Regions from separate parts of the Mus musculus genome. Here region 2 is linked to region 1. The links are chromatin loops, found by intact Hi-C in ENCODE. Cell type or tissue: gastrocnemius. All regions are shown on one strand.

The links. Peaks named below come from ENCODE experiments on the same cell type or tissue, not always from the same donor. Only the 100,000 strongest peaks of a DNase experiment are listed, where the experiment ranks them.
Region 2: it touches region 1 in a loop (7-fold over the local background); 38 of 42 quality-filtered maps call a loop at or near these places.

What each region holds. Positions count from the first base shown.
Region 1 is chr10:62,497,112-62,505,111 of GRCm38, reverse strand. Srgn (serglycin) reads left to right here. Exons shown (of 3, transcript NM_011157.3): 2 at 7,189-7,333. Among named protein-coding and RNA genes, the nearest start is that of Srgn, 6.6 kb to the left of the region's middle. In gastrocnemius, a CTCF peak has its summit at 4,711 (motif pointing left); a DNase peak (open chromatin) is centred at 4,754; H3K4me3 peaks cover 2,530 bases; H3K27ac peaks cover 2,798 bases.
Region 2 is chr10:62,545,237-62,553,236 of GRCm38, reverse strand. No RefSeq gene overlaps it. Among named protein-coding and RNA genes, the nearest start is that of Kifbp, 29 kb to the left of the region's middle. In gastrocnemius, CTCF peaks have their summits at 3,249 (motif pointing right) and 7,281; DNase peaks (open chromatin) are centred at 2,866 and 3,281; H3K4me3 peaks cover 1,077 bases; H3K27ac peaks cover 815 bases.

The sequences.
Region 1 (8,000 bases):
TTACGTTCTGAGATTGCCGTAACAAAACACCATAGACCAGGTACTTAAACAACAGAAATATAGCCAGGTAGTGGTAGCACATGCCTTTAAGCCCAGCACTCAGGATGCAGAGGCTGGAGGATCTCTGAGTTCGAGGCTAGCCTGAGCTACAGAGTTAGTTCCAGAAAAACCAAGACTACACACAAAGAAACCTTGTCTCAAAAAAACCAACCACCAAACAGTAGTTTATTTTCCACACGCACATTGTACCAGAGTTTAAAACCCAATCCAAGATGCCTGGCCCCCGTGTGTTGGCAATGTTGGCTTCACTCTGACACCTTTCTCATCTATGGTGCCTGTGTCTTTTCACACAGCCCCCCTTCTCTATTCCCCATTATTCTCTCCTTAGAAGGACACTGTCCTGTTGGACATAGGCCACCCTAATGGTCCCATTTTGACCTCTTCAGTGACCATGTTTCCAATGTTGTCACATTGGAGGCACTTGTAGGTTAGTTCACGTGGGAAAAAAAATCTTTCTTATGTATAAATAATTCCCGTAACATACTTTATTTCTACAAATCCAGCTAAAACCACGATGTAAAATGGTATCCAGTACAAGGAAACATGTGCAATCTGCGAGTGGGTGATAACAGTGATGGCTAATCTACTTAATAGAGGCTCCCGGGGGACTGTCACCTAGGCGAGGCCCTTGGCTCCTACTTTGCATTACCTTTTTTACTTATCCTTCTTAATGCTCATAAAACACTTGGGAGGTGGGGCTCCCAAGGTGAGAGGATCAGAAGTGAAAGGCCATCCCCAGACAAATAGTGAGCCTTGGACTATCTGAGACCCTGTCTCAAACAAAGCAACATGTTCACAAAGAGACAAGATGAAAAAATGCATGAGCAGGTGTAGTCAAGGAGCCGAGGCTAGGCGCCCCCCCCCCCCCCCCGACAGGAACAATACCAGGTCCACTCATGAGCACAGCTGTTGGTAAAGTGATTTTGTAATCACTGCCCAATAACGACCCTCTCTCTGGCCCTGAGGAGGAATTTATGACGAGAACTGACCGGAACTGACAACCACTGTCTCACAGGCTCCTTACATCAGCCCCTTGCTAAATATGGGTGTGGTTTGCTCTAGGCCTGTGGGAGTGAGCTAATAAGTCATTCAGTTTGGAGGTCAGAAATAAGTTTCTAGACTGCTCAAGGGTCATTCAGGTTCTATTATTATTATATTATTATTTTATTTTATTTATGTGCAAAGGGATTTTGCCTGTATATATGTCTGTGTACAAGGTGCCGAGGGAGGCCAAAAGAGTGTGTCAGAGCCCTAAGAACTGGAGTTACAGATGGTTGTGAGCTGCCAAGTAAGTGCTGGGAATTGAACCCAGGTCTTCTGCAAGAGTAGCCAGTGCTCTTAACCACAGAGCCCCTGTCTCCAGCCCCTTTTTAATTTAAAACAAACAGACAGACAAATAGACAAACATGTTTTTTTTTTATTTTGTTTTTCCTCTGCAGCCTTTGCTATGTTTCCTGTAGAGGTGAGAATAAACCGAAAGTAAATTTGGAGTTTTTTATAGCCTGTCAGACCATGCCCCAGGGGGGAAGCTTGCCCATCCTGTGGCATTGATAGGCCAAAAGGAAGTAGCTCCAATATAGATAACAGCCGTTGCCTGAACGTTACTGTTTTGTTTTTTTAAAAAATACTTTTTTTATTTCATGTATATGAGTACACTATCACTGTCTTCAGACACACCAGAAGAGAGCATCGGATCTCCTTATAGATGGTTGTGAGCCACCATGTGGTTGCTGGGAATTCAACTCAGGACCTCTGGAAGAGCAATCAATGCTCTTATCCAGAGAGCCATCTCCGCCCCCCCCCACCTCCCCCTTTTTTTAGAAAAGTAAATCAGATTAGTCTCTTGGGGGGGGCATTTTTTTAAACTTCCCCTTTGACAGTTTCTACTTAAGTTTTTCTGCATCCATAGCAAGATTCCCAGGGAGGCCAGAAGATTAGGATATTAGTAAATTTCCACCTGGTAGGAGGTGTGGAAAGCCAAATATTGAGATAGAAGGCCTGTTTGGGAGAGTTGCTCTGCTTGTCTTCTTGTGAGGCAGAGCTAGTGAGTGTGTGAGTGTGTGCAGAGGGTATGGGGTGGCCGGAGTGCGGTGGAGGTGGGAGCGCACATACCTTTAGTTTCTGCATTTGGTGGGCAGAGGAAAGTAGATACTTATGATTTTTGAAGCCAGCCTGGCCTACATAGTGAGTTCCATACAGAGAGGCAGAGAGAGAGAGAGAGAGAGAGAGAGAGAGAGAGAGAGAGGAGAGATGAAGTTGGTGGGGAAGAAGCTGAGGAGAAACATGATCAAAATACATTGTAAGAAAACGATAAAAAAGAGTTAAGAACAATATTTTTTAAAATGGCTGGCAAGGCAGCCCAGTGAGTAAAGACCATGGCCACCATGTCTGATGACCTGATTTTGATCCCTGGGACATGGACACACACATATCAGTATAATAAAAACAGAACAAAACAAACCAAACAAACAATAGCGGTAATTATTAGAGGTTTATAGCACTTCAAGCAAGAGAAAGTCCAGATAGTCTCAGAGCTTCAAGGGTCAGAATTTCAGTCTTTTCACAGCCTTCCCACGCCCAAGCACAGCTATGTCAGGAATTCGCTATCTGTAACTGTGTTCTTTATTTTAATGTGCCATTAATTTAATTAGTGTAAAAACTGGGTGGGTTTCAGAATGGGACAACTTTTCCTTTCGATTGCTTTCTTTCTTGTTTTATTATTTGTTATCTTATGACCTTGGGTGTGTGCATATGTGGGTGAGCATGCACACCCACAGGGAGGCCACATGACCGCTTTCGGGACATCCTCAGGGACACTGTCCATCTCCTTTGAGACAGGTCTGTCATTTGCCTGGAACTCACAGGTTAGGTTAGACTGGCTGGCCAGAGAGCCCAGGCACTTCCCTGTTTCCACCCTCCCCGTTGCTGGGGTTAAAAGTGGATACAACCAGCCCTCCCGTTTGTAGGGTCTTGGATAAAAGTCAAGTGCTTGTGCATGGACAGCAAGCCCTTTAGTAACTGAGTCCTGTCCTTTTACGTATTTGTTTGTTTCTTGAGACGGAGCCACAGCGTGTATCCCTGGCTAACTTTGAACCTTCTATGTAGACTGGCCTGGCCTTGAATATGTGGCCACTCCACTCCACCTTGCCGATCTTCTCAAGTGCTGGGATCACAGACATTTGCAAGCAGCAGCTTTGATTTCTTTCTTTCTTTCTTTCTTCCTTCCTTTCTTTCTTTCTTTCTTTCTTTCTTTCTTTCTTTCTTTCTTTCTTTCTCAAGATTTATTTATTTATTTTATACATATGAGTACACTGTAGCTGTCTTCAGACACTCCAGAAGAAGGCATCGGATCCCATTATGGATGGTTGTGAGCCACTATGAGATTGCTGGGAATTGAACTCAGGACCTCTGGAAGACAGTCAGTGATCTTGACCGCTGAGCCATCTCTCCAGCTACCTGCTGATTTCTTATTGTTAGACAGGGTCTCACGATGCTCATGATGACCTTGAACTTGGTGTATAGATGAGAATGGCCTTGACCTTTTGATCCTCTTGCCTTTGTTTCCGGTGTATGACACCATATCTGCTTTGTGCAGAGCTGGGGGCAGGGGGAAGCCTAGGATTTAGTGCATATCAGAACTTTACCAACTGAGCTGCCTCCCCTGCCTTTCACTAGCTGTGAAGCCATTCTACTAAGAGTCAGTTTCTAAGCTATACAGCTCACTCTCCAACTCACAGGGCTGGGTTTTCCTATGGTCACAGATTGTGTAACCATCAGCGTTGGCTTTGGAGAAAAACTTTCCCACCTCCCAAATATGTTGAGTTTTGGAGGGGGTGGGGGGGAGTCCTTTCTATTTCAGAAATATATTTGCTTAATCTGCCAGAGTTACAGTTTTCGTTTCGTTTTCACTAGTGGGAAGATGCGGTCGTTGACTGGGGTGCCCCCTTGTATCGTGGGCCCGGGATGCCCCTCAGTGGTAGTGCCCTTGCAGAGGATGCCTGATGCTCTGGGTTTGATCTTGACCCTGAAGGGGAAATAACAACATTCAGTTAGCTCTTTGGAGAACTTTCCATCCAAGCACACATTTTTCTCAGGGCATCAGCCACTTGCAGAGGGCAGTGCCCTATCCTGTCCAGTAGCCAGCAGCCACATGTGACTACTGGGCACTTAAAATATTGATTGAGTCAGGTGGTGGCTCATGTCTTGAATCCCCAACACTTGAGAGGCAGAGGTAGGCAGATTTCTGTCAGGGCTCCACAGAGAAACCCTGTCTTGAGAAACCAAACAAAAAACAAAATCAAAAACAAAAACTAAGAAATACGATGAGTCGAGACTGACATGTGAGTTCAAAATAAGCACACTTTGGAAGAGTTGGGTTAAAACAGTATAAAATATCTCACTTGTAACTTTAATGTTAATTGTGTATTAAATGATGATGTTTTAATATGTTCAAGTACAATGCACTTATTCTTTTTACTTTTTTTTAACTTAAAAAAATACGGCTGCTAAAGAAAAAAAAAAAAAAAAAAAAAAAAAAAAGGAGGAAGGAAACACAATGCTGCAGAAACAGGCAACCGTAGATCGAGAAGACTATGATTTTATTGGACGAAGTTTCTCTCGACAGCTGATGTGGGAACATACCGCCCTCTGCTGGACAACAGGCTGCTCTACACCCCTCTAATTCTCACCACAATAGACTCAAAAGTCAAAGCTAGATGTCTTAGAATATCAAGTGGGGACAGTGCGGGGAGGGGGGCGGCTTTAAAATGCATTGAACATGGGCTGTGTGCAAAGTCTTGTGTTGACGGGCTTTCATCCCCCTTGAATCAAGAACTCGTTGCCATAGCGTTATTGACCATAACCAGAGAACCAGAGCGGTCCTAAGAGGTGACCCAGTCTCTCTCCAAGAGGTTTACTCTCAGAAAAAGGGCAGCGTTGTCCTCCTTAACAGGGAGACCAGCATTTGGAAAGCTGTGGCCACCATTCCGAGAACCTAGCTTTTTCTTTTTTAACATGATTTTATCCTTTTTAAAATTTAATTAATTAATTAATTAATTTTTGATTTTTTGAGACAGGTTTCTCTGTAAAGCCCCGGCTGTCCTGGAACTCACTTTGTAGACCAGGCTGGCCTCAAACTCAGAAATCCACCTGCCTCTGCCTCCCAAGTGCTTGGGATTAAAGGTGCGCCACCACACCCAGCTAATTTTATTTTATTTTTTTAATTTTTATTTTTTAATGGGTATGGTACTTTAGTCTGTGCATGCCTGGTGCCTGCAGAGACCACAGGAGGGAATCAGATCCCCAGTGGTATCCTAAGTTTGTCACAAAAATTAAATATGAAAAAGAAAAGAAAAAATTTTAAATAAGATAAAGATATATAAAGAGCCTCCTCCCTTGTACTGGGGAAAGGGGGGGAAGCTCTTTTCCCCATTCAAGGTTAACCTGGGCTACATAGCAAAACCCCATCTCATAACAGCAACAAGGAGAGTGTGGGGGATGAGTTGTCTCTATTAAAAAAAAGAAGAAAAGGCAGGCTTTGGGGCTCAGGTATTTCAATCCTGACTCCTCCATGAGCCTGTGTGTAATGTGGAGATAAAGATACAAATGTGACAATGGTTCTGGGCATGGAAGGGCACACTTGTGATACCAACACTGACAATAATGAGGCAGGAGGATCAGGAACTCCACGACTGTGGTGGCACAGGCCTTTAAGCCCAGCACTTGGGAGGCAGATCTCTGAGTTCCAAGTCAGCCTGATATACAGAGTAAGTAACAGTAACAGGGACAGCCGGGGCTACATAGTGAGACCCTGTCTCAAAAAAGAAAAAGAAAAAAAAAATTAAGATCTAAGAGGGCCTAGAATATGGCCCAAGTCTGTGTACAAAAAGTTAATAAATTAAAGAGTTACTACAATGCCTTGACATTATTTTAAGGTTTTATATGAATCTTCTTATTTAAATTTTTTCTTTTTTTTTGTATTTAATTTTTGTGACAAACTTAGGATACCACTGGCCTTTAAAGTGCAAGTTCAGAGGTCAAGGTTCCAGAACCTTCGGGGGCGGGGGGGGGGGGGGGAGGCCAGAGCTGAGCCTCCTCTCTCAGCCGCTCACTCCCAAAGTTATTCTATTTTAACCCTTTCCTTTTTATTTTTATTTTTTGTTTGTTTTATTTCTGGTGTGTGTGTGTGTGTGTGTGTGTGGGTGCCTGTATTTAGTGTGGTGTGCGTATGTGTGAGTGTGCCCAAATGCACGAGCATGGGTGTGTACGTGTGCCTAAGTCGGAGGACAATTTGTGGGACAACTTGTTAGTTCTCCCCTCCCCTCATGTGGATCCTGGGATTTGAACTCGGATCTTCGGGCTCAGCAGCAAACACCTCTACCCGCTGAACCACCTCACTGGCCCTATTGTACAGAGCCAGGTGCTATTGTGAAGAAGAACCATGAGAATGACAGTGTCTGTCACAGGCATTGTTGGACATAAAACCTGTGACCCTGGGCTGGCGAGATGGTTCAGTGGGTAAGAGCACTCACTGCTCTTCCGAAGATCCTGAGTTCAAATCCCAGCAACCACAAGGTGGCTCACAACCATCTGTAATGAAATCTGACGACTTCTTCTGGTGCGTCTAAGACAGCTACAATGTACTTGCTTAAAATAATAAATAATATTTGGGCCTGGGCGAGCAGGGCCGACCAGAGCGAGCTGGGTTGACCGGGAAGAGCAGAGGTCCTAAATCAATACCCAACAACCACATGATGGCTCACAACCATCTGTACAGCTACAGTGTACCCATATACATAAAATAAATTAATCAAAAAAAAACCTGCCGTGGTGGCGCACACCTTTAATCCCAGCACTCAGGACGTAGAGGCAGGCGGATTTCTGAGTTCAAAGCCATCTTGGTCTACAAAGTGAGTTCCAGGACAGCCAGGGCTACACAGAGAAACCCTGTCTCGAAAAACCACAAAAAAACCCAAAAACCAAAAAAACCAACCAAACAACAACAACAAAACCCCTGCGACCTGCCAAATGTACAATCCATGTAATTACCTTGTTAGAGACAGTGTAACCAATTCTAAGGAAGCCGACTGAAAGATGTTTATCACCCACGTGGGTTCCTTGTTCGCACAGGTTATCCTGCTCGGAGAGCCAGGTACCAGTGGGTCCGCTGCAAACCGAATGGCTTTTTTGCGAACTGCATCGAGGAGAAGGGACCACAGTTTGACCTAATAGATGAATCCAATAACATCGGCCCTCCCATGAATAATCCTGTTTTGTAAGTAGACTTTCATTCGATCTCACAGGAGCGCCTGAGTGTTTCATTTCAGGTTCTTGCTGTGGTAAAAACTACTCCACAGAGAGCAAAAGTGGGCCATGTGTGCTGAAGCAAGAGATGTGCCAATGAACATGGACTCATCCATGTTTTTATAAGGGTTTCTTGTGGGCAGCAGCGATAAGCCTTGGAAAGTATTTGCCCCAACATATGTTGGAAAGGATTGAATATAATTTTCTTTAGGCAAATAAAGTGTTTATATATTAAAATTGAGTTGAGTTAGATTTTTTTATTTTTTATTTTATTATTTATTTATTTGTTTTTGAGAAAGGATTTTTACTATGGTTTTTTACTATACTAGGCTATGCTAGCCTAGAACTTGCTATGTAGACCAGGCTAGACTTGAACTCACAGAGATCAGCTTACCTCTGGGATTAAAGGTGTGTGCTACCACAGCACCACAGCTGTTTCTTGTGGGGTTTTTTTGGAGGGTTTTTTTTTTTTTTTGTGCTTCATTGGAACACATTTATTAAATACTGAAATGGACCCTTTGACTTTGCTTCATCTGTTCTATTTGTCATTACTGTTTACTGGTTTTACTTTGTGAACAACTTGCCACTCAATGTGTTCTGGAAAAGCAGTGTGTCTTACTTAGGGTTTCACTGCTGAG
Region 2 (8,000 bases), 48 kb before region 1:
ACCCAATGTGTGAGACTGTCAAGATGGCTCAGTGGGTAAAACCTGGTCAAGTTCTTAATCAGTGATAGGAGGGGCAGCCCACTGTGGGTGGTCCCATCCCTGAGCTGATAGTCCCATGTTCAATAAGAAAACAGGCTGAACAAGCCACGATGAGCAAGCCAGTAAGCAGAATGCCTCAGTAGTTTTGCTGCATACAGTAGTCTGGGCTGGCCTCTGTGGTCTTTCAGAGCTTGTATAAGCCCTTCTGGCTTTTACAGTCTCCACTAAGAAGCTGGGTGGTACTCTAGGTGGTAAGGCTACCTTTATCATATGACTTGGTCTTTTCCTTTGCAGCTGCTATCGTTCTTTGTTCTTCGTGATCACTGCTTTTTAAATTAAGTTATTTATTTTAACGTACATTTGGAGTTTGTGTGTGTCTGTGTGAGGGTGTCAGATCCTTTGGAACCTTTGGAGGGGAGGGGAGGGGAGGGAAAATGACCTACAGGCCTGTCAATAGCCCAATCTTATTGGAACATTTTCTCAGTTGAGGTTCCCTCCTCTCTAGCTTGTGCTAAGTTGACGTAAAACTAGCCAGCACATTCTCTACATGGTCTGGCTGTCCTGGAACTCACTTTGTAGACCTTTGCTGGCCTTGAACTAATAGAGATCTGCCTGCTTCTGCCTCCCAAGAGCTGAGATTAAAGATGTACACTGTCATGTCTGGCTAAGACTTCTATAATAAAAACTTTAAGACACTGAAGAAAGAAATTGAATATGACATCAGAAAATGGAAAGATCTTCCATGTTTGTCCATCTCTTACCAAAAGCAGTCTACAGATTCAATGCAATCCCCACCAAAATTCCAGCACAATTCTTTACAAAAATTAAAAAAAATAAAACCTTCAGTTTCATATGGAAACAACAAAGATAAGGATTGCTAAACCAATCCTGAATAATTAAAAGAACTGCCAGCAGTATTACAATTCCAGATTTTAAGTTGTACCTCAGAGCTAAAGTAATACAAACAGCATGGTATTGGCAGAAAGACACATTAATCAATGGAATTATGGAATTGAACCGAAGACCCAGACATCTCCACATGCCTAGGGACATCTAAATTTTTAAAATTTATTCATTTTATGTGCATAGGTGCTTGTGCCTGCATGTGTGAGGGTGTCAGATCTTGGAGTTATAGACAGTAGTGAGCTGCTATGTGGGTGCTGGGACTTGAACCTGGGTCATCTGGGCCCAGAGCAGTCAGTTCTCTTCACCACTGAGTCATCATTCCAGCCCGGACACCTAATTTTTAACAAGCCAAAATACATACTGGGGAACTGGGGGGGTGGGGGACCGCATCCTCAACAAATGGTGCTGGTTAAACTGGCTATGTGTAGAAGAATGTAAATAGATCCATATTTATCACCCTGGACAAACTCATCTCCAAATGGATTAAAGATCTCCACATAAGGCCAGATCCCCTGAACCTAATGTAAGAGGCAGTGAGGAATAGCCTTGAGCTCATTGGCACAGGAAAAGACTTTCACAGCTCAGGCACCAAGAGCAACAATTAATGCATGGGACCTCGTGAGACTGAACAACTTCTGTGGTAGGACACCACCAGTCAGGCAGCAGCAAGCTACGTAAGAGGGACAGATCTTTATATATTTTTAAGATTTTAAAGATTTATTTATTATATGTAAGTACACTTTAGCTGTCTTCAGACACACCAGAAGAGGGCATCCATTCTCATTATGGATGGTTGTGAGCCACCACGTGGTTTCTGGGATTTGAACTCAGGACCCCTGGAAGAGCAGTCAGTGAGTGCTCTTAACCGCTGAGCCATCTCTCCAGTTCAGCTCTTTATCGTTATACATTTGAGAGAGGGTTAGTATCTAAAGCACATTAAGAACAGAAAACCTGAACATCAAGAAAGCAACCCAATTCAAAACTGGGACACAGAAGTAAGGAAAGGATTCCCAAAAGATGAAACTCAAATGACGGGGGCCCAGGGCGGGGGTTGCACACCTAAAACTGTCCTGCATCCTTACCCACCAGAGAAATGCAAATTAAAATGAGATTTTATCTTACCCCAGTCACAGTGCCCAAGATCAACGAAACAAACCACAGTTCATGCTGCTGAGGATGTGGGGTCAGGGGAACACTCATCCATCGATGTGGGAGTACAAACATGAACGAACAGTCACTATGGAAACCAGTGTGGCAGTTCCTCAGGAAGCTGGGAATAGATCTACCTCAAGATCCACTAGCCTACTCTTGGGCATCTGCCCAAAGGCCTCTGCATCCTACTCCAGAGACCGCTTGCTCATCTGTGTTCAGGGCTGCTGTATTCACAATAGCCAGAAATTGGGAACAGCCTAGCCGTCCATCAGCTGATGATGGATAATGAAAATATGGTGCATTTATACAATGGGATATTATTCAGTTGCTAAGAAAAGTGAAATTTGTAGGAAAATGGGTGGGGCTAGAGACCATCATCTCGGGTGAGGTAACCCAGACCCAGAAGACAGACATCGCATATTGTATATGTATATGTTAGCTTTTAAGTTTTTACTATGTGTACTTCATAACCATAAAGGTTAGGAACCTGGTAAGGGACCCGAGGGAGGAAGAGACCTTCCAAGGATGGAGAAATAGAATATGGTGCTATAAAGAGAAAGGGGAAACTAAAACAGGAGGATTAAATGGAGAGGGCGGTGGGAGAGCCGGGTAAAGCGCTAAGAAGGAAGCTAGCGCTTTCATAGAACAAGGACCTGGAACCAGAAACTCCTGAGCTTTTGGTTCCCAAAGGGACCCTAGCCTGGGGACAGAAGGACAAACCAAACATCCTTAGAAGCCTCCTGTCACCTAGCAGCTGCCAGCCCCCCTTTGCACTCCCTGTCCTGAGGGGATTCTGCTGGCTCCATCACAGCCCTGGGTCTCAGCTCCGAAGGGTAGGTTTCCCAGGTGACAAGAAGACACTCCCTCAAGACTCCTAAAGAATATTCTAGACTGTGCCCCAGGAGGCAAGGAAAGAAAGGGAAAGCAGATTATTTAGAAACAGCACACAAGCAGCAAGTCTCTTGAACTCGAATGGAAAATGCCAATGGCCACCTAATGGTGGCACCAACTATTGACGGCAGGTAAAGCCGGACTGTCTCTTAAGAACATACTTGAAGTGAAGCAGATGCTCTTGGATCACCCATTCATACCTAATAAGGGATATATATGGTCGGTCTAGTGTGGTCTGACCCGGACGAGCACCCTTTAGCAAGTGCAGTACCTACACTGTCCTCAAGGTGGAGCTCAAGGGTGACCATGTCTTCTGAGCAAACGGAGAGCTTCAGGGAACGTGTATGTGTGTGTGTGGGGGGGGGGGGGGGGGGAAAGAGGGGGAAGGGGGCGGGGGAAGGGGGAGAGGGAGAGACCAAGCTGCTGTCCAGCCCGGAGGAATGGATCCACCAGCGACTGCTTCTGACACAGTTGCCACACTGTAGAGAAAGAACCATCCTTGGGCTCTGCTGCCCAACAGTTATTAAGGCTCACCCAGGGCAGACAGTGCCAAGTACTCCTGAGCGCCTGGGACGTGAGCGCTCCAAACCACTAAGCACAAGTTGTAATCAAGGCCCGAGCCAAAGCTGATGGGTGTCTAAGAGGGTGAACGTCCTGGGGTGGGCTGCCTAGGCTCTGGTGCCAGCTGCTAGAGCAAACGTTATTCTGAGGCTGAGGCTGTAACTTAGTGGTAACTTAACTGGAATGTTCAAGACCCGGAGGAACACCCTGACATCTCAAAACAAAACAGAACCCAAACATCGTTTCTGTGTTCATGAAGCATTTGGAAGATAGTATTAATTATTTTTAATTAGTGGACTTTGAGTAAAACAGATTACCAAGATGTGGTAGACAACGGTCATCCCTACAGAGGTTCAAGGTCAACTGCGACTACATTTGAGTTTCAAATAAAAAAACAAAAAGCAGATTTCCTTCCCAAATGTGGTGGCCCTGGTCCAATTAGACAGTCTTTTTTTTTTTTTTTTTTTTTTGAGACAGGGTTTCTCTGTGTAGCCCTGGCTGTCCTGGAACTCACTCTGTAGACCAGGCTGGCTGGTCTCTAATTCAGAAATCTGCCTGCCTCTGCCTCCGGAGTGCTGGGATTAAAGGCGTGCGCCACCACTGCCCCACCAATTAGACAGTCTTAAGGCTTCATCTCCCTGGGAGGAGGAAGGACCGGGCTCCCAGGTGCCTTTGATGGCAGCTTTGCTAGAATTTCTGTCCTTTCTGCAGGCTTCAGATTCATCAAGCCCCACCACAGCACGGCCCATTTCCCTCAGACAGTTAAGCTGGGTGTCATTAAAGATAGGGACACAGATCCAGGCATCGCCGCAGCATACATTTGGAATCCTGGCCCTTTAGGGAGGTGGAGGCAGGAGCATTGGAAGTTCAAGAGAGCTCAAGTCTCTCTGGATTTGAGGGGAAGTGGGTCATCTGGGAGTGGGGCTCATTACTGTCTTAAGGCAGTAGTCTCCATCTGTGTTAGAATGTTAGTGTGGTGCACCTGTCGTGTCACACCTAGTGGCTGAGGCAAGAGGATGGTGAGAGGTCAGCCCGGGTCACACCAAGAGAGCCATGTCAGGAACGAATGAACCATCAATATTCTTTTAGAGCAGGTACACAGGAAGAAAGCCTTCAGCCTCTGCCCTGGGAGTGCATCCGTCCATGTTTGCCCTCTCTGTTCCCATGCATGGCCTTTTGAGTGTCACACAAGAAATCAAGGTTTGGGCTGGTGAGATGGCTCAACGGTTAAGAGCACTGACTGTTCTTCCTAAGGTCCTGAGTTCAAATCCCAGCAACCACATGGTGGCTCATAACCATCTGTAATGAGATCTGACTCCCTCTTCTGGAGTGTCTGAAGACAGCTACAGTGTACTTACATATAATAAATAAATATTTAAAAAAAAAAGAAGTCAAGGTTTATCACCAAGACCTCTGCCTGTAACTCAGCCATGCCAGGCAACAGCTGTGACCTGGGCCTCAAGCCTTTTGCTCTCTCAGCCTCCTACCTGGGACAGTTTTATGTGAACTTGACCCATGCTAAAGTCATCTGCAGGGATCAGACCTCAGTTAAGAAAATACCTCTGAAAGATCCAACCCTAAGGCATTTTCTTAATTAGTGATGGGTGTGGGAGGGCCCAGCCCATTGGGTGGTGCCATCCCTGGGCTGGTAGTCTTGGGTTCTATAAGAAAGCAAGCTGAGCAAGCCATGGAGAGCAAGCCAGGAAGCAGCACCCCTCCATGGCCTCTGCATCAGCTCCTGCCTCCAGGATCCTGCTCTGTGTGAGTTTTTGTCCTGACTTCCTTTGGTGATGAACAGTGATGTGGAAATATAAGCCAAATTAATAACCCCCACCTCCCACCCCCCCACACACACCTTGTCTCACACACACACACACACACACCCCTTGTCTGAGTCACCGTGTTTCACTGGAATAATAGTAACCCAGAGGGAGATGCCTCCCTTTCCTTGTCTGTAACACAATCTTTAGAAAATAATAGTTCTGAGCTTTGTTGAAACAGTTGAGGGGCTGGTGTCTTACATGGGGACCTTGCAGAAGGGCTATGGAGATGTTGGTCTCTGCAAGGTTGTCTCCCCTTTACTTACCTGTCACTGAGCACTGGAAGCAGGGGCCATTTCAGACTCCTCTCTCTCTCTCTCTCTCTCTCTCTCTCTCTCTCTCTCTCTCAGTGTTTTGAAAAGAAGAAGGGTATTGGGCTGAAGAGATGGCTCAGTGGTTAAGAGCACTGACTGCTCTTCCAGAGGTCCTGAGTTCAATTCCCAGCAACCACATGGTGGCTCACAACCATCTGTAATGGGATCTGACGCCCTCTTCTGGTGTGTCTGAAGACAGCTACAGTGTACTCATATACATAAAATAAATAAATAATTGTCTTGTCTACCCCATGCTGGTGGTCTCAACTCTCGGTCAGTCACTGGGATTATCCCACCCAGGGCCACCGCCCCCAGTATTCCTTCTCATTTTAAACAGAGCTTAAGACGAATTCCAGCAAGTGAACCAGAAAAACCCTGGGATGGAATGAGCCAGAGGGATACAGAAACGGAAACCCTCAGGGAGCAGAGCTGGCATCAAGCTTACTGCAACTTCTGAGAAAGGGGGAACTGCACAGTTACACAACTCCGTGCTGTCGTCCGTGAGGTAAAGACAGCTAACAGTTGCAGGAGAAACCCAACGGGGCAGGACCCCCTTCCTTATCTACCTTGTGATTCCCACAAAACGAAATTGTTTCTGAGCCCAAGGGAGGACCAGTCATCCTCAGAGGTCCCCCTTCCCATCTCCAGCTGAGCCAACAGAGAAGGTCCTCTGGCCAGAGACCTAATCTCAAAATAAAGCTAAAACCTTTAGTTTCTGAAACTAAAAGTTCTGAAACGATACATGGTACACTGCAGTTAGACTGTTGGTAACCACACGGTTCATCTCCGTCTCAATTCACCATTCAGAGGAACCTTGACCCTGAGTTCAGGCTGATCCAGGGTCCGTCTGGGCTCCAATCAGTGCCAGCTACCATTGAGGCCTCCGTACACTTTATCCGACTCAGCACTCAGCAGTTTTTCTGAGTATTTCTTTCATGAGAGGCTCCAATGCCAAGCCCTGCTCGGGAACCCGAGCCCTCAGCATCCGGGAATTCAGAGGAAGCCTGCCAACTCAGGAACTGAAGCGGTGGGGAAATTTCAGGGGCAAGTGGGACTTTCTGCATAAGAAGGGACCAACCAGGGCACCAGGAGCAGGAGAGCTGTGTATGATGAGATTTCTCTGGGGTCAGACATCAGGGGGTGCTTGCCCTGCTTGGAGCATAGGTGCCGAGGGAGATTCAGCATTCTATGGGAAGATGGCCCTTCAGGCGTGCTCCTTACAAAGAGAAAGAACTCAGGGAATCTCTAAGAGTTGCCAATCTGGAACTTTCTGAAGCAGTTTGTCACTTGAGAATTTATGTATCTTTGTGTGTGTGTGTGTGTGTGTGTGTGTGTGTGTGTGTGTGTGTGTGTGTGTTGGGGGCAGGTCTCACTATATAGCTCTGATTATCCTGAACTCACTATGTAGTCCAGGCTAGCCTGGAACACACAGAGATCTACTTTCCTCTGCCTCCCCAGTGCTAGGATTAAAGGCATGTGCCACCCTGCCATGCTAGATTTATGTACTTAAAAATATTTCTTGGGGCAGGAGAGATGGCTCACTGGTTAAGAGCACTGACTGCTTTTCCAAATGTCCTGAGTATAATCCCAGCAACCACATGGTGGCTCACAACCATCTGTAAAGTGATCAGATACTGTCTTCTGGTGCATCTGAATACAACTACAATGTACTCACATACATAAAATATATCTTAAAAAATTTCTTACTGGTTAGTATAAACAATTGGGATTTATTACAGCATTTCCCTCCATGTCTCACACTTGTCCTGGCAATTTATGTCCCATTAGAAATGCATCATCGAGCTGGGGATGTGGCTCAGCTGGAGAGCTCGCCTATCATTGCTTTGATGGCCTGGGTTTGAGCACCATCATGGCATAAGGCTGATGGTATATGCCAGTGATCTCAGCACTCAGGAGGTGGAGGCAGGAGGATTAGGTATTTAGGGTCATCTTTGGCTAGATGGTAAGTTTGAGGTGGGCCTAGGATACCTGACGAAAGAAAGAAAGAAAGAGAAAGAAAGAAAGAAAGAAAGAAAGAAAGAAAGAAAGAAAGAAAAGAAGAAGAGAGAGAGAGAGAAAGAGAGAGAGAGAAGAGAGAAAGAAAAGGAGGAAGGAAGGAAGAAAAAGAGAAAAAGAAAAAAGAAAAACAAAAAACAAAACCAAAAAAGCCCAAAAGCCGTATCTCTGGGTATGGGACACTCTCTCATTTTCAGGATGTTTACAAGTCAAGGTTAGCCTGGGCCACATCGACTGTATCTCAACAGCAATAGAAAGGACCCTCTCTTAGGGATGGTGGCAGAGAGTCCATATGCCTCTT